7 separate regions of the Homo sapiens genome follow, and regions 1, 2, 3, 5, 6 and 7 are each linked to region 4. The links are chromatin contacts, found by Hi-C or POLR2A ChIA-PET in ENCODE. All regions are on one chromosome and are shown on one strand. Each heading gives the region's core, a stretch centred on a gene start or an enhancer-like site at or near the end of the contact. The rest is flanking DNA. Distances are from core to core; before and after follow the strand shown. Region 1 holds the start of KLF9-DT (KLF9 divergent transcript). Region 2 holds the start of UBQLN1 (ubiquilin 1). Region 3 overlaps TRPM3 (transient receptor potential cation channel subfamily M member 3). Region 4 holds the start of VPS13A (vacuolar protein sorting 13 homolog A). Region 5 holds the start of GKAP1 (G kinase anchoring protein 1). Region 6 holds the start of SMC5-DT (SMC5 divergent transcript). Region 7 holds the start of HNRNPK (heterogeneous nuclear ribonucleoprotein K).

Region 1 (3,307 bases), core at 183-2,682, 6.8 Mb after region 4:
AAAAACAAAGTCAAAAGAAACTACTGTAGATCTCACATTGGTAGAGTCAATTTGAGACCCTTGCCTCGGAGACCAGAACCTGGTGTAACTTTCTCTTAACAAAGGTTAATAGCCAGTGGGGGGTCAGGGTTGGAACTCACCGAATCTGCATCACATAGAATCAGGTACCTCTCACATTCACGAAAGTGAATTATTTTTAATGAATTGTGCTGACAGTATGCCTCTTGCAAAAAGAACTAGCCCTAGATTCTTTTCTAGCTATCAAGATGGAAAACAACCACATCGTTAATTCAGACGGAGGGGTAAACCAAGTTAATCAGACTCCAAGACCCATACTAATTGTTGACCAAGTAATGCCACAGTATTCCATGGCTAAGGATTTCCAGCTTGTTCCAGTCCCTAAAAATCTGTTCTGCACAGTTAATATTTCACAAAACCAAAAGGGCTTAGTTGCAAGCACAAAGAGCTAGAAATCAGGAGACTTGTGGTTTCTATTGAGTTCTATCATTATCTGTCTAATAAGATAAATAAGTCACTTCTCTGTAACTCAGTTTCCACATTTGTGAAGTGAGGGAAGAGAAACATGTCCTAAAAACCATGCAGGGGCTCTGGAAAGAAAAAGAGCTAAGAATGGTGGGTTTTTTATAAAAGTTACACAAATGAATGGTTTTTGTCTCCGTTTTTCTGAAAGTGGGTTAAAAATAGCCTCCAAATAAAGCTAAAAGAATTTATTTAGACTAAATTGCACCAGAGAAGTAGAGGAATTAAGAGATATGACAAGCAAAGATGGGATGTTTCAATGGAAGAATCTCAGGCAGTAAAAAGGCTATGCTGTAAAACCAGAACTTTTGTTAGCACTGCATTTTTAAGATGAATTGGTCATAGTTAATGTATTGGATGGAAGAATTTTTAAACATCTGCCCCAAAGTATGCTGCATCCAAAAAATATATAACAAAACGAATTCTTACTCATTTGTGTTTATTCTTGGACTTATCCTGACATAATGGGGTTTTTTTAATTATAGATTCACACTGCATTTATTCATCACCCCTGTCCTCTCATCCATAACTCAAATTTACTACCAGCAACACAAAATACAAAGATGTGTCCAGTTTCACTACAGCTCTTCGCGTTTACAAGTGTCGAGCGCTTGCTTTCGGAACGCCCTTGTGATTGGCCGAGCCAATGCCAGTGACATCAACCAACTTACTTTTGATTGGAAGGCTGGTTGCTGGGACTGTAGCGTTTGCAGGAAGTCACTTAACTGTTTGGGAGCTGGAAAACCGAAGCTGAAGTTCTCTTTTGCCATAGGAACGAGCGCAACTGACTAGGAAAGATGTGTCCCAAAGCTCCGCAAGCTGGAACGTGAGCCAGGAGGCCCGGACCGGCCACGGGACCGCGAGGCACTCCGAAAGTGTGCGGCTGCCCCTTCCCTGCCTCCCAGCTGTTACCCTTTTAAATGTCAGTGTTCGAGGCTGTAGGGGTAGCACGAGGCAGCGAAACGGAACAGTCGGATTGGCCGCACGCCTCAGTTCTAGACGCACCTCTCCACCGAAGGCCGTTCTGACTGGCAGGGGGAGAAAGTAAACAGAGTTGAATCACCCTCCCCACTGGCCAATTGGAGGGGGTTTGGTTTGTGACGTGATGGGATTCTGCGAAATTGTTACTGAGCAAGAGAATGCCGGAACGGTGCGGACCGGCCGGAGCAGGGGTTCAGAAGCCGTCAGTGGACTCGGGAAAAAGTGTCTCTTAGACCTGGCGCTCGGCGGGACCCTCGCCACCCGCGTCGGGGTGATCGGGTGAATGTCCTGGGGCTTTGGCTCGACGGCGAGGCGGCCGAGGGCGTGCACCTCTCTTGCAGTTTCCTCTCCCAGCGCCTCGGGGGCGTTTTCAGTCGAATAAACTTGCGACCGCCACGTGTGGCATCTTTCCAAGGGAGCCGGCTCAGAGGGGCCGGCGCGCCCGTCGGGGGATCGCGGCCGGCGCGGGGCAGGGGCGGCGGCTAGAGGCGGCGGCGCGGCGGAGCCCGGGGCCGTGGATGCTGCGTGCGGAGGCGCTGCCGGTTACGTAAAGATGAGGGGCTGAGGTCGCCTCGGCGCTCCTGCGAGTCGGAAGCGCCCCGCGCCCCCGCCCCCTTGGCCGCCGCGCCGTGCCGCGCCGCGCCGCGCTCGTCGTCCGAGGCCAGGGCAGGGCGAGCCGAACCTCCGCAGCCACCGCCAAGTTTGTCCGCGCCGCCTGGGCTGCCGTCGCCCGCACCATGTCCGCGGCCGCCTACATGGACTTCGTGGCTGCCCAGTGTCTGGTTTCCATTTCGAACCGCGCTGCGGTGCCGGAGCATGGGGTCGCTCCGGACGCCGAGCGGCTGCGACTACCTGAGCGCGAGGTGACCAAGGAGCACGGTGACCCGGGGGACACCTGGAAGGATTACTGCACACTGGTCACCATCGCCAAGAGCTTGTTGGACCTGAACAAGTACCGACCCATCCAGACCCCCTCCGTGTGCAGCGACAGTCTGGAAAGTCCAGATGAGGATATGGGATCCGACAGCGACGTGACCACCGAATCTGGGTCGAGTCCTTCCCACAGCCCGGAGGAGAGACAGGATCCTGGCAGCGCGCCCAGCCCGCTCTCCCTCCTCCATCCTGGAGTGGCTGCGAAGGGGAAACACGCCTCCGAAAAGAGGCACAAGTGCCCCTACAGTGGCTGTGGGAAAGTCTATGGAAAATCCTCCCATCTCAAAGCCCATTACAGAGTGCATACAGGTTAGCGGCGTCGCCCTCTCCCCCGGAGCTCTGGGGTTAGTTAACCTTTGGCCAGGCAGCGTTCCTGGGCGTTCGGGACACTGCACTCGGCCGAAAGGGTGCAAACATGTTGGATAAGATGCGGTTTAACTCTTTAAATAATTTAAATGTGCATTGGCGGAAAGCTCACTCTCTCCTTAATTGTCCCCGGCCTCCGGGAGCCACGGAGAGCCTTAAACTGGCGGGCAGAGCGAGTGCGGTGCGTGGCTTCGCGGGGAGTGGTGTCCGCCCCTCCCCTGTCCCGCCCCGCCCCCGGGACTCTCCCGCACCCCGCGACGGTGGGGCCACCCCACCTGGGAGACGCTGGCAGCGGGGAAGTCAGATGGCGTATCTTTTATTTAATTCTCTTGTCGGGTTGCAGAGAAGTGGTTGAAACCGAGGGGGGACGCGGCGCACTTTACTTCGAGCCTTTTAGGGATGACTAAGGACTCATTTAACTGGATGCCTGCTACTTTTTTGGGCTTGCCAAGGTGGTTTTAAATTTGGCTGGGAGTCCCCCGAGAGG
Region 2 (3,515 bases), core at 523-3,022, 6.5 Mb before region 4:
TCTTCTTACAGGTAAATCTTATTACCTTATAGTGTCACACACATCAAACATTTTTAGACAATAATGTAGACACAGATAATTGCAAAGTCCATAAATGCAGGGAGACAGACACACACACACACACACACACACACACACACACGGTATTTGTTGGAGAATCAAGGGAAAAACCATATCTCTAAATGGTAGGGAGTGAAGTCTTCCTGGGGCATGTGATACAGGATGAGTAGAAGTTAGACAGGTGAAGGCAAGGGGAAAGTCATTCTAGGTAGAGGAAGGCAGCCTAGGCAAAGCATGCAGGTAAGACACAGCATGACAGGGAAAAACAGGTAATGAGGAGCTAATGAAGTTGAGGAGAAATTTTATTTAGACATATGGAAGAAATTCCAAATGATTGGTTGTCCAGTTGTGGCACTTTCTAGCTTTAGAAGCAGTGATCATCTCACACCTGGACATAACCAAGTAGTCATCCTTCATTAAGCAGAAGGCCTTGTTATTGAGCCATGCTGCCAGAAATTTAGGTGATATCAAATGATGTCTATACTGAAATCGATACCCTCAGGATTCTCTTAGACCCAGATTCCATAGAGCTCTGCTAAAAAGTCGTGTTTATGTAACAGTATTTATTCTCAGAACAGGGTTGGACGGCTTAGGAGCAGAAAGGCAGAATGTATCTTTGCGGATTTGGGTCATAGTGGGCTGTCAGGATTTAAATTGTGCAACATTGATTAATAATGGGCTGGTTTGTACATTCCTTGCAAGTCATCTTTAAAAGCCAATGACGTCATTTCAAATTAGGATTCTCAGAGATAATTTCTCTCTGTATTACACTGAAAATAATTTTGGAACTATCCTTAATGCCACTTAAAGCCTGAAATTGACCAGTAACTTAATTTGATAGAATATAAGGCGAACACCTCAACTATATTAAATTGTCCCATTTGGGTGGACACTCCTCGGGCACCCTGTTCCGCCCTACACACAGATAATCTGGGGGCGCTCGCGCACAGCTGTCATCGTAGCAGCAGAGGCCACTGTCAATACAGGTTGCCTGACTGATCGTCTGACCAAACCGGGCTAACCCGAGGGCGGTAAATAAGCTCTGGCCATGAAGCAATGACTCCGCAGGATTGCGCAGGGCAGTCACGGGCGTTCACTCCATTTTCTGTTCGTTGTGCTGAGGCCTTTCCACCATTAACTTACCCCAACTCCCCCGCATAGGGCAATACGACCCCTCCAAATATCAAACGCTAAGCATATTAAAATAACAAAATACCTCGCCGCTATTTTATCACCAGACCCTCCTCCCAGCGGGGAACGCAGAGTAGACAGAGAGGCAAGGGAGGGCAAGGCGATTGTGACAGCGCGGAGGGGTGAACACGGCCCAGCTGGGCATGAGGTAAGGTGGGGAGACTACCTGGACAGCAAGCGCGCAGGCGCAGCCGCGGCCGCAGGGCCCACTGGTCCCTTTCTAGTAATTTCGCTAACCGTGACGTCATCTCGGTGCGCCGTTACAGCGCTTAACTGGAAACTGCGATTTAGTTTTTGGTGAAAGGAGTGGAAAAAAACCATGAACTGACCTACCCCGCCCCATTTTGCTTTTAGTCCTTCACACTGGCTTCGCCTGCACTTTGGGCAATGGAGCGGGAAAGGAAAAGGCACGCAGGCTGAGCTCAAAGTCGCGCCAGCCGGGGATGACTCGGCGACGCCGCCAGGCGCGTTACCCGGCGTGCTCCGCGCGGCGCCGGCGAAGGGACGTGGGGGAAGGGGCAGGGAGGAGGAAGCGGTGGCTGCTGCGGATGTCGGTGTGAGCGAGCGGCGCCTGAACACACGGCGGCTGCCGAGCGCCTGACCCGGGCCTGCGCCAGAGCCTGCACCGAGCTCCGGGGCCCCACACCCGCTACGGTGGCCCTGCGCCCGTTGCTACTGAGGCGGCGTGCTCTGCATTCTTCGCTGTCCAGGCCTGCCGGCTCTGGTGTCTGCTGGCTCCTCCTTGCTCGCCTGCTCCCTCCTGCTTGCCTGAGTCACCGCCGCCGCCGCCGCCACAGCCATGGCCGAGAGTGGTGAAAGCGGCGGTCCTCCGGGCTCCCAGGATAGCGCCGCCGGAGCCGAAGGTGCTGGCGCCCCCGCGGCCGCTGCCTCCGCGGAGCCCAAAATCATGAAAGTCACCGTGAAGACCCCGAAGGAAAAGGAGGAATTCGCCGTGCCCGAGAATAGCTCCGTCCAGCAGGTGAGGCCGCCTGGGGCTCGGGCCGGGATGGGGGTGGCGGCAGGACCTCCGCCCGCCGCCCCAGGAGACCTTTTGGAAGGGCCTGGGAGAGGGGTCGTCCTCGGCCATTCTCCCGGGCGTCGTCCCAAATTAGATCACACCCAAGTTCGTGGGTTTGCGCCTTGGGACACCGCAATGGTTTGTGGCGTGGCGGCGCGGCCTGTTTGTGGGACGGGCTGATGCCGCTTTTCTCGGAGCCTTCCTTCTCTGGTATCCGCCGACCCTCAGCCTCCTCCCCCAGTTCCCCGCCCTCCGTCGCCTCCCCTCCAACTCCTCACAAAGGAAAGGGACCCACCGCCAGCCTCCGGGCGGGGTGGAGGCTGGGCGGGGGCGAGGGTTCGCTTTAGCTCAGGCTGCGGTTTTGTTTCATGAATTAAAAAGGGGTGGGTGGGATCCTCGTTGTTTTACGTGCCTGCTTGTTAAGGTGGGTTTTGGGGTGAGGTGCATGTGTATATTTAGTTCTGCATTTTAACTCCTGAAATCTTTCCCACCTTGCAACCTTTAAAAAAAAATTATGACGTAGAAACTGTTTTTAGCTCCATCTTAAGTAATAGTGATAGTACTAGGTTTAAGGAGAAAAGTGAATGACTTTCTTTCACTGATGACTTGCTCTTTCCCTTTTAGTATGTTTATCATCTCTTAGATGCCAATCATTGGGTAGGTTTTTGTTTGATTTTAGAGGGGCGATAGCGATGTTGATATTAGCGGTTGCAATCAAATAAAAGAAAATCGGAGTGAATGCAGAATATTACTTAAACTTGGTTCAGGAATACAAATCTTGCAGTTAATTAAGATTCTTGGTGGAATTTAACAAATAATTTTAGTGTATTGTTGAATACGTCGTGTTTTCCATAATTACTGACTTAATCTCTGAAGATCGCAAACAACGTGAACAGTTGGTGACAGGAAACAACAATTCCTGAAATGTACCTATCAGTTTCCCCAGGGACAGTAGGTGATTGGGGTATTGGTTTAACGAGTTCCAAAGGTAGTGTATTTTGTGAAGCAGTGAGGTGTGTAACATCAAATGAGAGAAACTTTTACCACCAACAGAATTATCACTTTTGTTTTTGTCTCCCAGTGCTTGTAAAAATTTTCCTTACCATTTTTGTATTTTCAAGCATGCGGAAAGTTGAAAGAATTGGGAAGTGGATACACATATGTCCATCATCTACAATTAGCATTTTACGGTATTATAATCGATTATCAAGTTCATTTAATTTTGGGGAGCAATTCAGAGTAAGTT
Region 3 (3,724 bases), core at 774-3,273, 6.6 Mb after region 4:
CAACATGGCAAAACCTTGTCTCTACTAAAAATACAAAATCAGTTGGGCATGGTAGCTTGTGCCTGTAATCCCAGCTACTTGGGAGGCTGAGGCAGGAGAATCACTTGAACCCAGGAGTTGGAGGTTGCAGTGAGCTGAGATCACACCATTGCACTCCAGCCTGAGCAACAAGAGCAAAACTCTGTCTCAAAAAAAAAATAAAAATAAAAACAGATAAATCTGCCAAGATGAAAATGTTTATTTGTTGTATTTTAACTGACGTGTCAATGTTGCTCTGGGAAAGAATAACGTTGTTAGCCCACTATACAAGGGTGTGCTGTCACCCAACTATTTTATCATATTCCTAGCAGTTCATATGCAGCATACATTTGGACACATAGTCCCAACACAAGAGCCAACAGCTGCTTAGATTCTAAGCGGAATGTGGACTGCCTATTGTCTGGATTCTTGGTTGTTTGAGGAGCATCACTTGAAGCGTGAAAAGCTCAAGTTTTAACAGTAAACAGAGCTTGGGATCCAGAGGGCACAGAGAGGAATTAGTGCCTGCAGATCAGAGAGATTCGAGCCTGAACCGTGAGCTGTAAGTACAGATGTGTTTCTTGCATTGTCTCTTACCAGGGGATTTGTAAATAATGTCAGCAGGAACTTATTTGCTTATATACGCATTCCTGAATATTAGGAGCCACATTGATCATTTCTGTAGATATCATATAACCCCTCAGGCACAATGCAATGGGAGTCGACAAGAGCCATAGATTATTTCTTTGGAGGTGGTGTAGCCTCATGTCCCCTGATGTGCATTTACACATAGACATGCAGTCTGGCTCACTGGACTGATCCTTCCAGGCACAGAGAGCCCTGATATGAGGTTGCTGGTTCTTTTCCTAAGAAGGCCCCTCTTGAAGAGGGCCCTGGCTCTTCCCTCTTTGAATACTCTAATACCCTAAATATGCATGGGCTTCTGAAAAGTAATACAATTCCATTTTAAACAGAAACAACAAGCATATTCCTTAGTGTGTGGCCTGTAGGCTGAGGTAGTGTGGACTCACAGGGAAAACCTTCCACAGTAAAGGCAATGAGAATGGACTCCAGCTCCCTTCACCTACAGGGGAAGGGGTGCCTCCTCCTGCCCTCATTGCTCAGAAAGGTGTATTGTTGCGTGTCAGGGAGTTGTGATGAATTATAGGTAGGTGGACAGCAACACAAAAATCTGAAAGAGTAACTTATTTTATGTTTTCTCTGAAATTTTTCTGTTGTTTTGGTTTGAAGAAGGAAAGAACTTATCTAATCCTATTTCGTATATGCAAATATCAAAAGGAAGGTGTAATGATGATGATGAGGCAAGCCCTGAGTAAAACTGAGTTAAACACAATTATTTCCATTCTTCTAACCCTTCCCAGAGCTTCCCTCTCCCTTCTCACAGCCCCTCCCTTCTCTGATGAAACTACTAGGCAAGGAAACTGATTCCTTCTGAAGTCTTAGCGACTATGTTCTCAACCAGAGAAAAATGTTGATTGTAAGAAAACAAAACTACACAGAGTAGGTTCAATAAAGACTGACTGTAAGTGCCTAAGAGAAAACCACAGAGGCATTCAAAGACAGGAAGCAGAGCACGACATGCGTGAGCTGACTGGGAACAAAACCAGAAGTGGTTTTGTAAAGTCAGAATCAGAAGACATGACCACACTCATCTGCTTTTCTCTATACTTCTCTCCTGCCTCAATCAATAATCAATCAATCATTTCTCTCTTTCTCTCTTGCTCTCTCTCCCATTTCCTTTCTCCCTTCCTCCACCATCCCTCTCTCATATGGCTTGCTTTACATGACCCAGTGAGGTCAGGCTCTATATGTTCTTTAAGTACATGCCATCATCTAACTTAAGTCTCTGCACTTCTGTTTTATTTCTAAACACAAAGAGTCTGATTAGTCACTGGCCATTCAATGAACTCACTCCTTCTTGGTCAATGGTGGAATCTGCTCCAATCATCTGTAGCCTGAATTGGGTGAAAGGAGAAGTGAAGAAATGAGGAAAGGACTTTGTCAGCCTGAAGGACGTAGGGCTACCTCTTCCAGCTGTGAGCAGGGCAAGGGAAATTTAGCTTGTTTATCAGGTATCTATCAACACAAAAATGATACAGGAAAAACCACCCTAGAATTCAGAACTTAACGCCATAAGCACGTATTGAGCTCAGAAGACTGAGAGTTGGCTGCATGGTTCTTCTGGTCTGGGCTGGGCTCAATCACCTGCCAGGAGGTCAGCGGGCTATCACCTCCTCCAGAACAGCCTCAGCTCAGAAAACAAGCACCTAGAAGCAAAGGTTCCCTGTGTTTCATTCTCCAACAGGCTAGCTCATGCATGTCTCTTATGGTAATGGCGGAAGCCAAAAAGTGGAAACAGAAACATTAAGGGCTTTTCCAAGGTTCTGTGTGGGTCACATTTGCTAACATTCCATTCACCAAAGCAAACCACATGGCCAAACTCAGAATCAAGAGGTGAAGAAAGAGATCCCACCTGTTTAGTGATAGAAACTCTAACATCACATGACAAAGCAGTGTGGATCCAGGGAGGGGAGAGAAATTGGGGCTGTTAATGCAATCGATCTCCTAATCATGACAGCAAACCCACTGGCGTGTACAATAGGCTAGTTTAGATATATATTCTTCCAAGGCAAGATTTGCATAAAATATTTCTGATATTAATTCCTGATGCAAAATAATGAAATACTAAGGTTAGAATTTTGAAGCCCTCTTCAAATAAATAATTTTTGTTTCCAGGTAAAGCTAGATATATAGGATAGGAAGAACATGGAACCAAGTAACAGGGAATTGAATTCTCCCCACTTCTCCCCCAGGACGCTCTTCCCCCCATACCTCCCCCCTGCCCAACACACACACAACATACCTAGATTTGCGACATCCTGCTAATTTACTGGATTAAAAAATGAGACATTGAGCTTAATAGTGGGTTCTGAATAGCTCAAAGCTGAAACTGTGTGCACATAGCAGATAGACCAGAAGCCAAGATGGCCCTGAAGAGTTGGAGGCTATATCATTGGTCCCTTTTTTTCCCCAGGTAGGGGCTGAATTCCATTTAATGCAGTGGGAGCTAGTTTGCTTTTCTACCAGGAATAAAAAGATTAAGGTTCTACAAGTGGCCTACAGTTGGCTCCTGGGATAGATGATTCAGTTTGGGGCAAATTCAAGTCTTTTGCTCCTTTTCCTGGAATCGTGGAGTGACAAAATATCAGGAATAGATGGAGTTTAGAGATAATCTAATCCAGCATTTCCCAAACTTCAGTCAACCACATACCCCCATTCACTAGTTTATAACCTTTGTTCTACTCTTAAATATTTTTTGTTAAATTGGCTCATTTTTTAGAAACTTAATTTATTTTTAAAGATTTAGGGTCACAAGTTGAAAATCAGTATCATTTGACATAAATAGAGGATAACCACAAAATAAACAGAATGAAAAACGCTACATTGTTGTGAAATTCTACCAGATGCTTGAGCTCAGTCTTTCCTAAAAAAGGGAATTTAGCAAACATTAAGGAAGTGTTAAAAGAATAGTATGCTTAAACTAACACTTTCTCTCTGATGGCGTCAGGAAGATGGAAAGAAGCTTGACAGTGTCATCCCTTACTATCTAGTTCAGTGCCATTTAATGCCCTGCTTGTGTGTCCTAAAGCCATCTTGGACTTCCCAAGCTGTGTGTCTGTTGCAC
Region 4 (3,705 bases), core at 896-3,395:
CAATTTAAAACCACTCTTAGGTATTTATCCAAGAGAAATAACAATTATGTTCACACAAACACCCGTACGTGAATGTTTATGACGGCTTTATTTATAACCTCCAAAAACTGAAATATTCTTCAACCAGCAAACAGATAAATACTTACAGTCAGGCGGGCGCAGTGGCTCACGCCTGTAATCCCAGCACTTTGGGAGGCAGAGGCAGGCGGATTACTTGAGGTCAGGAGTTTGAGACCAGCCTGGCCAACATTGCAAAACCCCCTCTCTACTAAAAATTAGCCGGGCGTGGTGGCGGGGTGAGATCAACTGCAAAGGAGCAGCTGAGAGAATTCGGGAGGCTTGATGAACCTTTTATGTGCCATTATTGTGGTGGTGCATACATGCCTCTTAGCATTTGTCAAGACAGAACTGTATCACAAGAGTGAATTTTACTGCATGTAAATTTTAAACAAATAAATAAGTTGATTAATCACACTCTAGACAAACCTCCACCCTGAATGTGGAAGCAAGACTCCACTACAGATCAAAGTTCACCTCAAGTATTCTTAAGGCTTCCTTCTGAGGTACATGGGAGACAAATTTTATTTTCACTTTGCAACTAAGAAGCAGCATAAACAGACTGCAAGTTTCTTGTACTAATCAAACAGGCTGAGCAGCTATCACTATATCCCTAGCTTTTGTAGTCCACTCACTCTCCATCATGATACTAGGTCCCCACGGTAGTAACATTCTTTAAAATCAAACTAAACTACCTGTTTACATTATCTCATAAACGAGAAGAGTCAAGGTAAGTATTTTAGAAGAAGACTGGAAGTGTGTGCACAGACAAGAATAAATTACTTTAAATATATATTTAAACACACACACTTCACACACAAAATTAACCCTCACTTTGGCCTGGGAAATTCATTTCACAAAGGAGTCTAATTTCTAGCGGGTGTTTAAAATAAACAAGCGCATAATGCAAAAACAGATGGAAACACTAAAAATGAGGCTCTCACTAAGGCAGAATACCACACTAAACGGACACAAGGAAAGCTCGGTCCTTCACCACCTAGGCAGCGTAGGGCCCTGTTCAGCCCGGTCTTTTGCAGGTCTGAGACGTTGCACCGCACGCCCTGGTTTTTCTTTAAAATTCGGCAATTCACTCTGACCCACATATCCTAAAGTCTTGAAAATGTTACACATTCCTAGGTCAGGCTGTTAACTGCAACCACACAAGCAACTGTTTGAGTTACTTTGCACTTGAGTTTCCTTTTTGTTATCCGCCGAACCCAGGCGAGAGAGAGCCGGCGTCCGGGTCCTAGGGCCGGAAGGGGGAGAGCAGAAAGCACCACGGGTGAAGCCAGGAATTGAGGCTGGGGAAGCAAGGAAGCGGGCGTCCCCGGTCACAGCGCCCTGCCTTCACGTGCGAGGCAGCATGCAACACGCGGGGGATTTCTGGGGCCTTCGTCATAAACCCAGGGGGGCAAAGGACAGGGATGGGACCCAGCCCAGGAAGGCGTCGTCTCGCCTCCTCGCCCCGCGCGGCTAAAGCCGGACCGTGCGGGGCCAGGGGTAGAGAACGGCCCCTCGCCGGGACTTGAACGCCAGACCCACGGAGCCCACGGCAAGTCCGCTCCGCTCGGAAAATATAGACCTTTTCATCCCGCACTCATGACCCTCTCCTTTCCCCCAAAATATAAACAACTCGAGGGCGGAGGCCAGGGAACTGCCGCCCGGCTTTACGTAACTTGACCCACAGGCGGGCGGCGGCAGGTGGCTGCACCCGGCGAGCAAGGTGCTCGAAGCCCCGAGAACGCAGGACGCCGCTCGGGCAGCGAGACGGCCGGGAAGCACGAGAGGCCGGGGAGCGGCGGCGGCGGCCTCCTTACCTTTCCAGATGCCCAGAGAGAGCTGGGACGTGTCCAAGTCCACCACATAGTCCCCCAAGAACCGGTTCAACACGTCCACGACCACCGACTCGAAAACCATGTTCCTCAGCCGTGGTGGGCACGGCAGCCGGCCCGTGCGCTCCTCCTCCCGCCGCCTTCCCCACGCCCCTCCCTCGAGGTAATTCGGTTCACCGGCTCCGGGGCGGCTTCAGCTGCGGCGCCCCCGCTGGCCCAACGCGCAGCCCTAGCGAGCCCAGCGAGAGACGGAGGCGGTCGCTCTCACGACGCGTGCGCAAGTCTGCGCGCGGCTGGAGGCGGAGCGCGGCGCAGACCTGGGCGCGCAGCCCTGAGAGGGAGGAAAGGCGGCTGCGCGGCCGCGGCTCTGGAGGGTGCCCTTTTCGCGCCGAGCCCGGCTCCTCTTTCCTGTCGGCCCCGCCTCCTCCCCATCGCCTGGCAACGGGACACCGGTCTGGAGCTACCGGATTTTTTCCGACCCCGCCCCCTCCTGCAGATCAGCGTCCCCAGCGGCCCCCCAGGGCGGGGCGGTTACGCCCGACGGGAACGCCCCTCCCCCTAGAAGGTGGTGGCCGCTTCCACGCGTATGACAGGGCTCGCCCCTGAGTAAGGGTGGGCGGATCCCAGCCCCGTCGCCAGAAGCTTCAAGGGGGCTGTCCCAGGGAGCATCTCCCCTCATCATTACAGGGTGGGAGGGTCCAGCCAGCCTGGGTGTCTTGGTGCCTGTAACCTCCCCGCCTGGTCCTCCGACCGCCTGGCTCTCAGGAGGAGTTAACTTCCTGCTGCGAGTCGAGGATGGAGTTACATAGTCCCTGCCCTGCATCTGAGATGAGCACCCATTTTTGGTCAAGTCATTTATACGGAGCTGTCTTTCATTCCAAAGAGTAACACGCTTCCCTGCAGATAAGAGTTGGAGTCAGCCGGTCTGGAAACTGCTGAACACCCTCCAAGAAATACTGGGAGTGCTGGACCCTTGACCCCTATGCCTCCACCGAACCACTGACCTAAAATAAATTACAATTACAGATCTTTCGACCTGTTTGGTCTTACTTAGAAGTAATCCCAAAGGCCTGAGGTCACAGAGATGCTAAATGTGAGGTTTAGAGAACTGTAATTAATCATCTGCAGGACCGAAAAAGTGTACATTGAGCGTTTTCTCTTTACACGTTAAATGAATAATGATGGATTTCTATTAATTCCTGTGTCATTTTACTACTTTTTGTGCATAGTCACCGACTTTTCAAAATTAAATGTTTAGGGTGTGCCTTTGCAAGTAGAATGCCTGACAAAAACTGTAAGTTTTTACCTGAGTTTATGAATGTTTTTCATATAATTTTATATTTGAAGGACCTTTATGAGGTCTCCAACCTCCTAGTCTTAAATATAATGAAGCTGAAGTGTTAGGGATGTGTGCAAGGTCATACAACCAATGTTCTGTGGAAGAACTGGAACTTGGCCCTTCTGATTGGCTACCACCCCACCTGCTTCTCTCTCATTCAGCTAACAGTCTGCTTCAGAATACCTGCACGGAGAAACGAATAGAGGCTAAAATGCCTAGGAAGGGGAAGAGCTCTACATAATGAGGCATTTTGCCATTGCACTATTAATAAGAAGCCAGATACACAGTAGCTGCAAAATTCCGCTGTTATATCTAGCGCTGCAAATTCAAAGTTACAAGAATTTCCAGAACTCCAAAAATCCATCTTAAGTATCTTGCAAACGTTTTCATATTAGTTTTCTACGATCTAGGAAAATTTTGTGGAAGTGAGGAAGGGGAAGGGATGTTGCTGAAAAGTTAGAGGTATAAGCATAAAGC
Region 5 (3,575 bases), core at 460-2,959, 6.6 Mb before region 4:
AGCAATATCACTCCTAGGCTGATTATTTATGAGTCTATTTTCTAGTTCAGTCCTCTTTCCCATATTACAAAACCTTTATTTCTAACTTATTAGTGTCCATGTCTCTCTGGCTGTCTTGACAACCCTTTGAATTCTTAAAATGTCCAAATCTAAACTGATCTCTCAAGAAGTAGCTCCCTCTCCTTTGTAATTGTCTCTTTTCTCTCTTGCAATTATCTACAAACTCAAAACCTCCACTTTCTTTGATTTCTCTCTTCCTACCCACAATTAATCAATCAGTTGCCAAATTCTATAGATACTGCATGCACATCATCTCTCAACTATGCTCTTTTAAATTCCCCTAGCTGTCCCTTTAGGTCAGACTCATCATTTTTACCTGGCCTACAGTAGATCTGTCCGTTTTTCCACCTCTGATTTCTGCTTCCCCTCACAGATAAATCACTAGCACAAAGAAAAAAAAAAACCTTCCTTTTCTTCCCCCAAACTTCTGAACCATAAAAACTCAAAATACTGAATTAAATATAAATTCATCCATTTGGTATCTTAGGCCCCATACTCCTTTGTCTTTTCTACCTCTCAACATACCCTGGAGTCTTTGCTCTTTCCCCAACACAACTTTCACTGATTCGCCTTCATATATATTCTCATGCTATCCCTGCTTGCTGTAAAACTCTCCCTGTCTCCTTCAAGGTCAATCCCAAATGCCTACTCCTTCATGCTGCCTTTCTTTCCTTATCCCCAAGACAGATATACACGGTTCTTTGATTCCCGGCAGTACTCTGCCACTTTTCACGTGGCACCTATCATGGTTTGTCTTTTATTGTCTGTTTTATCTTTGTTTTATTCCTTACTTCTTTGAAGGCAAAGGTATCTTCAACTCCCCTCTAACTCTGAAGCATCTTACCTGTGGGGCGTCTAATATTAGTTGAATCATGGGGATTTATGGAGATAATGTGATGCGCTGGTAAGCTAACAGAATTGGAAGCCAGTACAGCTGGGTGCCGGCTCTGCCGTTTATTAGCTGTGAGGTTTTGGGTAAGTCACTTAACTTCGCCTGTAAAATTAGTCCACTACGACCTGATGGAGAACCAAGGGAGATAACGTTAAAGCGCCCTGCAACTCTACAGGGAACTGAGCAATGTTAGTTATTTTCCTTACAGAGATCTGATGCACTCTTGCTACTGGAATCTTGACTTGCAGGACCATCCCTACTTCATTGCCTGGAGGTCGAACCCCAAGTTGCAGGGAACCCAAGCTACCAGGTCCCACTGCCCTTTTCCACTCCAGGGCCCTCTAACCGCTCTCCGCGTCGCAGGTGATCCTGCCTTGCTGCGGGGGAGTGGCCTAGAGTCTCACTCCCTCGGGAGGCCTCCCTCCTTCCACCCGCTTGAGGAGAGCCCTTCTCTTCCCTGTGACCCCGAAGACCGTGGCGCCGCCGCCTACGTGAGGCGTTTGGACCCTGCCCGGCCCCCGTAGCTCCCCTTCTCCAGCAGGTGGTTCTGGTCCTCTCCCCCAACTCGGGCGCTCACGTCACCGGCGAACCTCTAACCAGCGCCAGCGCCGCTACCAACCGCGAAAATAAACAAACCCCCGCGCTCGGCGGACGCGCCAGGCCCCGCCCCCGCCCCCGCCCCCGCCCCGAGGCTCTCACGCCGCCTCCTCCGCCCGGGCTTCCCTCCACCCTCCGCCCGCCCGCCTGCTCTCAGCCGCGCTCTCCCCGCCCCTCACCGCAGCCTGCAGCCGCGCTCACCTCCGCGGTCCGCCCCGGCGCCCCGGGACCCGTTAGTGCCCAGCCTGTGGGCCGACCGCGACCCCCGCCCGGCGCGAGCCTGCCCCCAGCTCTGCCGACACTTGACCCAGACCAGTCCCAACGCCCAGTGCGGCCGCCCGGGGAGCCGCGGGAGAGGCGGCGGCGGGGGGAGGAGGGAGAGGAGGGCCGAGCCGGCGGCACGGGAGGCCCGGTGAGTACGCGGAGGCGGGCCCGCCTCGCGGGTGTCCGCTCCGGCACCCCGGAGGCGTAGGCAGCGGCTCGACAGCGCTCCCCTCGGCGCCCCGGCCTCGGGTGGCGGGGACTCGGCCTGAGGCGACGGGCCCCACTGACCGGAGCCGCTGGGCAGAGGGCACGGGAGGGCCGCGGCCCGACGCTCGGCGCAAGGCTCGGGGCGGCGGGGAGGGACTCGCACCCGACTCCCAGGCCGGCGACCGCTGAGCCTCCCGAGACCCCGTGGGGGCCGCTCGAGTGACAGGTGCCACCGTCCCCTCCCCGCCGCTGGCGCCCGCGCTCCCTCCCGGGGAGCCGGGCGCTCGGAAATTTCTGGAGCAACGACCTGACTCGTTTTCTCCCTTTCAGGTTTTGAAGCCGCTTCTCTGCCCGAGTTAGGTTTCGCCCAGCGCAATTTCTTTCTCTATGTACTTTGCGAATAAGTTTCGGAGCATCGGTTAACAGCCTATGGGTGAAATTTGGCTTTCATTCATGAATGAGGTATAGTGAATTACTTTTTGAATATAGTGCTCCTCCTCCTCCCCCGCCAGCTATTGAAAAGTGATTTTTTTTTCTGTTATTGTTTGGAACAGCCTTACCGAATTTTTGTCAGATCTCTAGCATTAAGGTGCTTCATAAATATTGAACAGTAACGACAAAAATAGTTTATCAAATTGGCTGATTGCCTTTTCTCTTCCTCCTCTTTTTCACTCTTTACCTTCGCCAGATTTTTCAGAGTAGATGCAAGTGCTTTCATTAGAAGAACTAATGAAAGATCGTCTGTCTTACACTAAAAAGCCGGAGACACTTTTCTTCACCATTTAGCATTGTCTGTTGTGTAGTAAATGTGCTTGGGATTGTAACTGGAATCATTTAATAAATGTGACTTGTAGCTATAAAAATATTTGAGAAGCTTTTTGGCAAATTAAAATATTAAAAATCTTCATAGAAGTCTAGATTTCTTTTCTCAACAGATTTATAACACTATAGTAGCTTCAATTCTGGAGTAAGAGCAAAACCCAGAAGTTGACCAAAAGAACCTTGTGTGAAAATAGATGTATTTTACTCGTGGGAGAATCCCTCAGGTCCTCACTGAGTACCTGCTTGTATTTTTTGTTTAACTTTCTTGGCCTGCAGAAAGTGGGAGCTGCAGATTGGAGAGGGATCTCAGTACTTAACTATGAGAAAAAAATGGAGTTTGGGGCATACCCATTGGGTTTACATCACTTACAGTAAGTGTGTTTGGAGCAGAGTTTTAGTATGCACTTCACACTTGCTGATTGTGAACCCTATTTTTTTTTTTTCTTGAGGCGGAATTTTGCTCTTGTTGCCCAGGCTGGAGTGTAATGGCGCGATCTCGGCTCACAGCACCTTCTGCCTTCCAGGTTCAAGCAGCTCTCCTGCCTCAGCCTCCTGAGTAGCTGGGATTACAGGCGCCTGGCTAATTTTTTTTTTTTTTTTTTTTGTATTTTTAATACAGACGGTGTTTCGCCTTGTTGGCCAGGCTGGTCTGGAACTCCTGACCTCGTGATCTGCCCACCTCTGCCTCCCAAAGTGCTGGGATTACAAGTGTGAGCCACCACACCTGGCCTGT
Region 6 (3,655 bases), core at 296-2,795, 6.9 Mb after region 4:
AAAAAGACTTCCGGCCGGACATGGTGGCTCACGCCTGTAATCCCAGCACTACGGGAGGCCGAGGCGGGCAGATCACCTGAGGTCAAAAGTTCCAGATCAGCCTGGTCAACACGGTGAAACCGCGAGTCTACTAAAATACAAAAAAAAATAGCTGGGCGTGGTGGCGGCTGGCTGTAATCCCAGCTACGCGGGAGGCTGAGGCAGGAGAATTGATTGAAACTGGGAGGCGGAGGTTGCAGTGAGCCGAGATTGCGCCACTACCTTCCAGCCCGGACGACAGTATGACACTCCGTCTCAAAAACAAAAACTAGCCGGGCGTGGTGGCGCGCGCCTGTAGTCCCAGCTACTCGGGAGGCTGACCCAGAAGAATCGCTTGAAACCGAGAGGCGGAAGTTGCAGTGGGCCGAGATCGCGGCACAGCACTCCATCCAGCGTGGGCTACAGGAGCGCAACTCCGTCTCAAAAAAAAAGAGGAAAAAAAAAAAAAAAAAGACCTGGAACAAATGAACTGGAAGGTGCTAGGCAAATACATGATATATTTAAAACTTACTAAATTCTAAAGCGGTAACTAGTTGTCTGAAGGGGAGAGGGAGGAACCAGGGAAGAAAACTGGGTTTAGTGGGGTCAAGGGTTTGTAGGGAGGTCCAACAATTGCCAGTAAGTGTTTAATTTTTTTGTACCTGTAACCTCCATTCCCGAACAACCTTTACCGTCTTATCTACTCCTCTCTGGCAAATGCCTACCCTAAGAATCCGCCACAGCATCACTATCACGCCGAATTAACTGTTGCCTCCTCTTAAGTTCCCGGGGACAATACTTCTGTGAATTCCAGACCAGGGCCGCTATGGATCGCGACTCCCAGCGGGCAGAGACCTACTCCCTCCTACAACCACTACCTGCTACATGACACCTTTGGAAAACCTTGGCTGACTAAATTTAAAAACCACATCACCCAAGGCACACATCTCCTACATCATACACGTCAATCTCCACAGCCTACGTAGGAAAATCCTCAAGGGAACCCCGGCACGAATTCAAGGCCAGACCCACAAGCCAGGTACACACCCACACGCCCACGCCCGCGCGCTGCCGGAGCCCCGGGGCCTGCTGGCCAGCACACCTCCACACCCGCGGCGCGGCCTCCGGGCAACTTACAGGAAGTTCTCCATCGAGATGCGGACGATAGAGCCTTCCACGAAAGGCCCGGACGACTGCAACAGCGGCAGCTGCGGGGCCGAATTCTTCCTCTTGCTCGGGACCTCCGACGAAGGGTCTCTCGGGAGAGCTCTCTTGGAAGGCTGGGGGCTTGGAGTTGACGTCTTCTTGCTCGGAGTCGCCATCCTGGCTTCCTCAGCGTCCCACAGCGACTTCCGTTCCCACCGTCCGGCAGCCCAGGCGCCCAAGCGCCCATCCACCCAGGCGCCCCGCTCCCGCGCGAACTGCCGCGAACTGTTACCGCGCGCTCGCTCCCGCGATCTCGCGCCGCGCCTGCGCAGTTCAGGTCCGGCGACGTCAGCAGGCCCGCCCCGCCCCTCCCGCGCTCCGCCGCGCTGTGCGAGGCCCAGACTGAGGGCGAAACAGCAGGCAGGACTGGGTGGAGACGTTCGGGGACGTGGCAACTGGAGTTTCTTCTCCGTATATTTCGGCATTCAGTTCCTTTTTTTTTTTGTTTTAACTCAGGAAAAAATCTCAATTGCGTTTAGTATTTTGAAAGCCACTTTATTGCTTCCCGAGCCTCAGTCATGTGTGGTGGGAGGCTGCTGTGGGTGGCACCTGGGGCGTCCACGGCCGCCAAGGCGGGAGGACGTCAGGCCCTGCTTGCTCCCACCCCTTCCAGGTGAGAGCTCCCGGGCACGCCCGTCGTTGGCTCTTCGTCCTCTTGGTGTTCTTCCCTGTTGCTTCAAATCAGGTTCCTGTCTCAAAAATCCGAAAAAGAAATCCTCCCAAATGACTCTGTGCCCGACGCTCCGTTAAGGCATCGTGCTAGGCGTTCTCAAACTCGTGAAATGACTACACTGCACAGGTTAACCTCATTGCTACTCTTCCCCTTGCCTCCTAATTCTCTGGTTAAACTTCCGCCCCCGAGGTTTCTAGAAATCCCTGAGCTGGAATGCGCTGCCTTCATTAAGAGGGTGTTCTGCTTCCGTCTGCTCACATTCATCTAGTAAGCCCTCTCGTTAAAGAGGAGGCAGCACACCGAGGCCTGTCTAGAACTTCTTTCATTTAACCAACAGTGAATATCTAATCTACAAGAAACTGGAGCCGTGGCAGTTTAGGAGCCTGCCAAGGTTGCATCCCTGGGAGCTTATTTTCTATTGTGGGAGACAGGAAAAGAACAAGTGAATCAACTGTGAAATTAAATAATTCAAACTTAAAGCTGTTGGAACTTTAAATTATTCTGAGCCTTGCGAAGAATGTGGCGATGGGGCCTGAGTCCCATGGCATACAGCTGCAATGTCTGCCTTGTTTTTTCCTATAATCAGGAAGACCAAACAGAGACAGAGGTAAGACCCCCTCAGATCACTACCCCCTTCATAAATTAATATAGTTATCTTCCTTGGAATGTAGCTATCTATAACTAATCTAATCGCTGTAATTTATGCACTGCTCTTGTATTGAAAATGTACTCCTGCTGAACCTTCTCTGTTTCTGCCTGTGTAAATGAAACCTTAACTTCACTTTGGAACATTGACCCTATTTGTTTGGAGTTGGTGTTTCCAGGTGGCTGTCCTCAAGCTTTGCGTTAGAATAAACTCTATACTTAATGATATTTTCTGAATTTCACTACTTAAGGCTGACACAACAAATGATTAGCATAATGTCAGACTGTGACAGGTGTTAGGAAGAAAACAAAATGAACCTGATGGGTGGGAGGTACGGAAGGCCTCTTAGAGAGGTGGTGGTGTTTAAGATAAACTCTGAAGGACGAGAAGAAACTGTGACGATCTGAGAAAAGAGCACCCCAGGCAAAAGAATTTTGCTGGAACATACCAGTAAGGACAAAAGCTCTGAGGTGGGAAGGCCAGTGTTGCTGCAGAGCAGTGAACAAGGTTGCAGAGCAGAACCTTGTCCATCGTGGAAAAGCCTGAATTTTATTTTTAAAGCAATGGGAAGCCATTGCAAAGTTTTAAGCAGGAGAGGGCCATGTTCTGACTAAAGCTTTTAATTTTTTTATTTGATTTTTTTTATTTGATTTTTTTGAGACAGAGTCTCACCCAGTCGCCCAGGCTGGAGTGCAGTAGTGCCACCTCAGTTCACTGCAAACTCTGCCTCCCTCGTTCAAGCGGTTCTTCTGCCTCAGCCTCCCGAGTAGCTGGGATTACAGGTGCATGCCACCACACCTGGCTAATTTTTGTATTTTTAGTAGAGACGAGGTTTCACCATTTTGGCCAGGCTGGTCTGTAACTCCTGACCTCAAGTGATCCGCCCACCTCGGTGTCCCGAAGTGCTGGCACTACAGGCATGAGCCACTGTGCCTGGCCTTAAAGTTTTTAAATAATAATTCTGGTTGCTGTGTGGAAAATGGATTAGAGGGCACCAAGTGTGGAAGTGGAAGGCCACTTAGAAAGCTATTGCAGTAGATCCCTGATTCCTGACTCCTAGACCAAAGCTCCTTTCCCAGGTCTCTGCTGCTTCCTCTCACACAAGGACTCCG
Region 7 (3,603 bases), core at 314-2,813, 6.8 Mb before region 4:
AAACATTATAACAGGAATGAATCAGCACAAATTCATCAACACTAAAATATATGCATGTATTCGGCCAATGGTGGATTTCGCTTTATGTGCAGATTATGACACCTTTATGCTTCAAAATGAGTTTGGGATTGTGGGCGGAGGCTGGAAGGTTGACGAGTAAGGATGTGGAAAGCGGGTACTACCAGGGCTGGAGATTTCCCAGGGCTGTCACCGATTGAAAGTGACCTTATGTGCCTTAACAAAGGAAGTCATGAAAGCTTGGCACAGGAGCCTTAAAAGTAAGGAACCGAATACAATGCAAGTGTGCGCTGAACCCGCTAGAACAGGAGCACGTTTGAGGGCAAGGGTTTTTGTCTGTTTTCATCACTGCCACAAGGCAGGCGCTTTGAATGGAACGTGGAGGTCTGCAACGTATTCAGCGATACGCATTCATTTTAGGAGACAAGGGCAATACATATTGCCTAAAAATTTTATCGGAATAAACTACAGCGACGACACTACAAAATACTTCCATCTCAGGTCCCATTACCCAAGAGGAAAGTCTCAGAACCGAGAGCCCTGTGAAACCGCCTGTGCCCTCTCGGCGAGAAGTTCTCCAGTACTCCCAGGCTCGCCCCGCGTTTCCCCGGCTCCCGCCCCGGCGCAAGGCAGGCCGAGAACCGCCAGCTGCGCCCCCGGGCCCGGCCTTGACTGACGGGCGCCCCGGACCATTACAAACAACGGGTTTCCGAAGCGTGGGCCCGGCCCAGCGGACGCAGACGGCCCGCACTTACCGCGCCGCAGCTCGTCCCACAGCCCACAGACCACAGCCCGGGGCGGGGTAAGGGGCTTCGGGCACGAGTGTGGGCTGTGAAAACACGGGCATAAGTCTGGGCCGAGCACCGACCTGGGCGTCCCGCATTTTCCTCGCGCAACATCGGTCCCTGGGCAGCGCAACTGTAAGGACAGGAACCGCCGCGGCGCGCTCCCAGTTCCTTTTTTACCTCTTCCCGCCCGATTTGCCGCGCGCTCGCGCCCCTCCTCCAACCCCAAAGGACTCCTTCGGGGCTGGAAAACGCCCCTTCCCCGCCCCCTCCCTGTGCGCGTGAACTAGGCAGTTGTTAGATCTCGCGAGAGGTTCGCCCCCTAGCCGCCCCTCCCCCCAGCTAGTGAGTGCGCGAACGAGAAAGGAGGAGGGCGCTCCAGGCGACAGCACTGCAGACGCCATTATCCTCTGTTTCTCTGCTGCACCGACCTCGACGTCTTGCCTGTGTCCCACTTGTTCGCGGCCTATAGGTAATTGGAGTTATTGGAGCTTGGGTATTGCTGATTCGGGTAAGGGTTGGGGCTCCCTGAAAGGCTGCGTTTACTTTTCCCAAGCCCGGGTTTTCTCGAGCCCTTAGTGGCCTCCCAGCCCGAAGGGAGGCGCTGGCGGGAGGCGGGGTTGTCGCCTCCTCCGTCGCCTTGATTGACGTGGCCTCGGGCCAATCGCTTCGCCCTCGCACCATCGCTGAAGCCCTGGCAGCCAATAGGGCGCGACGGCGGGGAGGACGCGAGAAGGCGGGGGAGGGGAGCCTGCGCTCGTTTTCTGTCTAGCTCCGACCGGCTGAGGCGGCGCGGCAGCGGAGGGACGGCAGTCTCGCGCGGTGAGGAGCCGGGTTGGGGGAGCGGCTCGTGGAGGTGAGGGTCGGAGCCCAGTTTTTCCGCTTGAGGGAGGCGTCCTGGGAGCCGCTTTGGTGTTTGGCCGCTTCTCCGAGTGGGAACGTTGCCCGGTGTCCCCTCCCCCACCTCCGCCATTTCCCTGAGCGTGTATCCGCAGTCCGCGTTGTGGTCCTAGAGACTTGGGGATTCGTGAGGCATGTGCCTCTAGGATGAGCTGGAGCTATGTGGCACTGGGAACTAGGGACCTCGTGGAGGAAAGGAGGCCGGTGCGGGGAGAAGGTCGCGCCGCCGCTCTCTTTGTGTGAGCCCCGCCTCACCTTGGGTCTCCCGGCCCGGGGTCGGAGCTGGAGCGGCGGGGATGGAACGGTCAGGGCTGCCTCGATGGCTTTGTCTCGGGCAGTGGGGGGAGGATGCGGGGGATGAGACCTCGGGACCGCGTGGTGGGTGGGGGAGGGGGTCGGCGCTCGGCTCCGCCTAGTAGCACGTAGTCGCCATTACGCGGGCCGCCATTTCCTGTCGGATCCGGGTGAGGAGAGGTGCGGTGCTTCTGCTGTCGACTTTCGCTTTTTCCCGTCCTGTTACCCGGCTGTTTTTGATCTCGGTGCCGGGAGGCGGGGAGGGGAGGGCGCGTTGGCGCTCGGCCAGTGGAGCACATACTTAGCGGATTTTTGAGGCCTGGGGACTAGTGACTGCAGGACCCGAAGGGTGAACGGCAAGCGGCAACGTTATTCTTACAGATAAGCCCTGCTGTTTTTGCTTAAACTTTCTTATCCAACTCTTCTCCCACCACACCTCAGAAATTGCGTGCTGGGCCGGAAGGATGTCGTTTCAGTTGTCGTTAGGAGAGCAATAAGTCGACCAACGGTATGGGAGAATGGGAGGCATAAATGTGCCTCGCTTGTTGGCTCTTTGCTGTCTAGCCAACCTTCTAGTAGAGGCCGCTTGTCAACTCCTAGTCCCGACAAGAGGGAAGCTTAAAAAGGCTGTTTGTAGTCCTATCGACCGTTTTGGCACGTAGACACTTTAGTTTTCGTGTTACAGGCATGATTGTTGTGTTGTACTCCCTTAAGCCTAATTTAAAATAATCCGCTAGTGACTGTTAGTTTTCAAGGGCTCCATTTGTTTCGCTGATTAATAATAGACTGGTATTGTGGTAGTTTGGGTCTGGTCCTATATTAGATTTTTGGATTTATCCCTCCGGTAGATTGTTCTGGTTGTTGGATGTGTTCGCAATTGCCGTTGTATTTGTAAACTTTAGAGATGTCACATAAGATCGCTTCAAGCATGAGTCGAAAGAAATAGGAAAGCAATTGGAAGTTTTAATATAAAATTAGTTTTCCCAGTGAATAAGATGCATTGTAACTTTTCATAAATGTATGCTTTGTGGATGACATTTATCTTTTCAGGGTTTTGGGAATGTGCCGTATAAAACAATTCATTGCTGTGGTGGGACTTAATCCAGTGGCTAAAAGTTATTGTTCTAACTTAGCAAAAAATGAAACCAGGCTCCCTTGAATTTTGTATTTTTTAGGCAGTCATTTGAATTGTGAAACCCTAAAATGAAGAATCAAGTTTTAGAAACAGCTGGTTTTTTGGGTTCAAATCAGTATTCACTGTGATCGGAAACAAATATTCAGTAATAAGAATAAACAAAAGCAAAACTGATTTGTGTTGGTTCTTATAGGCTACTGCAGCACTGGGGTGTCAGTTGTTGGTCCGACCCAGAACGCTTCAGTTCTGCTCTGCAAGGATATATAATAACTGGTACGTTCTAGAAGCAATGTCTTTTTTTTTTTTTTTTTTTTACAGCTTGCTTTCCAATAAGCCAAATGTACTAGCTGCTTTATTTTTCCACAGATTGGTGTGCCCGTTTAATAAAAGAATATGGAAACTGAACAGCCAGAAGAAACCTTCCCTAACACTGAAACCAATGGTGAATTTGGTGAGAAGAAATTTTAGTTT

What was found. A loop is a pair of places that touch in the nucleus more often than their neighbours do. ChIA-PET counts read pairs that join two places held with the same protein, here RNA polymerase II (POLR2A). Pooled maps may share reads with other maps.
Region 1: a loop to region 4 is called in a map of B cell, with 24 times the contacts of the local background. The contact joins the promoter of KLF9-DT here to the promoter of VPS13A in region 4. A Hi-C loop is called at or near these places in 1 of 168 maps with a recorded cell type or tissue (B cell), 4 of 37 single-sample maps with no recorded cell type and 10 of 50 pooled maps. POLR2A ChIA-PET finds 5 or more read pairs at or near these places in 1 of 52 experiments (OCI-LY7).
Region 2: a map of naive thymus-derived CD4-positive, alpha-beta T cell shows a loop between it and region 4 (27-fold over the local background). The contact joins the promoter of UBQLN1 here to the promoter of VPS13A in region 4. A Hi-C loop is called at or near these places in 1 of 168 maps with a recorded cell type or tissue (naive thymus-derived CD4-positive, alpha-beta T cell), 1 of 37 single-sample maps with no recorded cell type and 10 of 50 pooled maps.
Region 3: a loop to region 4 is called in a map of CD8-positive, alpha-beta T cell, with 15 times the contacts of the local background. The contact joins the enhancer-like site here to the promoter of VPS13A in region 4. A Hi-C loop is called at or near these places in 1 of 168 maps with a recorded cell type or tissue (CD8-positive, alpha-beta T cell) and 6 of 50 pooled maps. POLR2A ChIA-PET finds 5 or more read pairs at or near these places in 1 of 52 experiments (naive thymus-derived CD8-positive, alpha-beta T cell).
Region 5: a map of CD4-positive, alpha-beta T cell shows a loop between it and region 4 (9-fold over the local background). The contact joins the promoter of GKAP1 here to the promoter of VPS13A in region 4. A Hi-C loop is called at or near these places in 2 of 168 maps with a recorded cell type or tissue (CD4-positive, alpha-beta T cell and naive thymus-derived CD4-positive, alpha-beta T cell) and 4 of 50 pooled maps.
Region 6: a map of CD8-positive, alpha-beta T cell shows a loop between it and region 4 (16-fold over the local background). The contact joins the promoter of SMC5-DT here to the promoter of VPS13A in region 4. A Hi-C loop is called at or near these places in 3 of 168 maps with a recorded cell type or tissue (CD8-positive, alpha-beta T cell and naive thymus-derived CD4-positive, alpha-beta T cell) and 10 of 50 pooled maps.
Region 7: a map of CD8-positive, alpha-beta T cell shows a loop between it and region 4 (18-fold over the local background). The contact joins the promoter of HNRNPK here to the promoter of VPS13A in region 4. A Hi-C loop is called at or near these places in 1 of 168 maps with a recorded cell type or tissue (CD8-positive, alpha-beta T cell) and 7 of 50 pooled maps. POLR2A ChIA-PET finds 5 or more read pairs at or near these places in 1 of 52 experiments (CD4-positive, alpha-beta T cell).

Annotation. Positions count from the first base shown.
Region 1 is chr9:70,412,315-70,415,621 of GRCh38, reverse strand. It overlaps KLF9-DT (KLF9 divergent transcript), which reads right to left and starts at 1,432. Exons shown (of 4, transcript XR_001746710.3): 1 at 1,212-1,432. It overlaps KLF9 (KLF transcription factor 9), which reads left to right and starts at 965. Exons shown (of 2, transcript NM_001206.4): 1 at 965-2,763. The coding sequence starts at 2,259. LOC124900273 (a long non-coding RNA gene) reads left to right here and starts at 2,816. Exons shown (of 2, transcript XR_007061576.1): 1 at 2,816-3,272. RefSeq lists enhancers at 1,253-1,382, 1,723-1,802, 1,631-2,484, 2,823-2,932, a promoter at 1,114-1,916 and silencers at 2,093-2,272, 3,008-3,200.
Region 2 is chr9:83,706,215-83,709,729 of GRCh38, reverse strand. It overlaps UBQLN1 (ubiquilin 1), which reads left to right and starts at 1,772. Exons shown (of 11, transcript NM_013438.5): 1 at 1,772-2,230. The coding sequence starts at 2,051. UBQLN1-AS1 (UBQLN1 antisense RNA 1) reads right to left here and starts at 1,895. Exons shown (of 2, transcript NR_135839.1): 1 at 1,418-1,895. RefSeq lists enhancers at 970-1,858, 2,022-2,091, 1,859-2,749.
Region 3 is chr9:70,561,775-70,565,498 of GRCh38, reverse strand. All of the region lies in intron 22 of TRPM3 (transient receptor potential cation channel subfamily M member 3), which reads left to right. Among named protein-coding and RNA genes, the nearest start is that of KLF9, 150 kb to the right of the region's middle. Within about 2 kb of position 2,023, at least 7 of the 41 ENCODE cell types and tissues checked have a DNase peak (open chromatin) inside an H3K27ac peak, as active enhancers do; they include CD8-positive, alpha-beta T cell, where a contact is called at or near this core.
Region 4 is chr9:77,175,974-77,179,678 of GRCh38, reverse strand. VPS13A (vacuolar protein sorting 13 homolog A) reads right to left here and starts at 2,145. Exons shown (of 72, transcript NM_033305.3): 1 at 1,875-2,145. The coding sequence starts at 1,974. VPS13A-AS1 (VPS13A antisense RNA 1) reads left to right here and starts at 1,762. Exons shown (of 2, transcript NR_026668.2): 1 at 1,762-2,052; 2 at 2,773-2,923. RefSeq lists silencers at 980-1,149, 2,132-2,426, 2,188-2,517 and an enhancer at 2,132-2,426.
Region 5 is chr9:83,815,903-83,819,477 of GRCh38, reverse strand. GKAP1 (G kinase anchoring protein 1) reads left to right here and starts at 1,709. Exons shown (of 13, transcript NM_025211.4): 1 at 1,709-1,961; 2 at 2,351-2,482. It overlaps LOC101927552 (a long non-coding RNA gene), which reads right to left and starts at 1,812. Exons shown (of 6, transcript XR_001746793.2): 1 at 1,751-1,812; 2 at 1-1,077. RefSeq lists a silencer at 1,515-2,334.
Region 6 is chr9:70,256,764-70,260,418 of GRCh38, reverse strand. SMC5-DT (SMC5 divergent transcript) reads left to right here and starts at 1,545. Exons shown (of 4, transcript NR_039990.1): 1 at 1,545-2,023; 2 at 2,484-2,504. SMC5 (structural maintenance of chromosomes 5) reads right to left here and starts at 1,441. Exons shown (of 25, transcript NM_015110.4): 1 at 1,156-1,441. The coding sequence starts at 1,340. RefSeq lists enhancers at 1,155-1,354, 1,685-1,874 and a silencer at 1,395-1,614.
Region 7 is chr9:83,978,175-83,981,777 of GRCh38, reverse strand. It overlaps HNRNPK (heterogeneous nuclear ribonucleoprotein K), which reads left to right and starts at 1,563. Exons shown (of 17, transcript NM_031263.4): 1 at 1,563-1,625; 2 at 3,326-3,405; 3 at 3,499-3,583. The coding sequence starts at 3,526. RMI1 (RecQ mediated genome instability 1) reads right to left here and starts at 973. Exons shown (of 3, transcript NM_001358291.2): 1 at 887-973. RefSeq lists silencers at 560-639, 1,450-1,589 and enhancers at 284-792, 850-939, 960-1,029, 1,160-1,219, 793-1,300 and 2 more.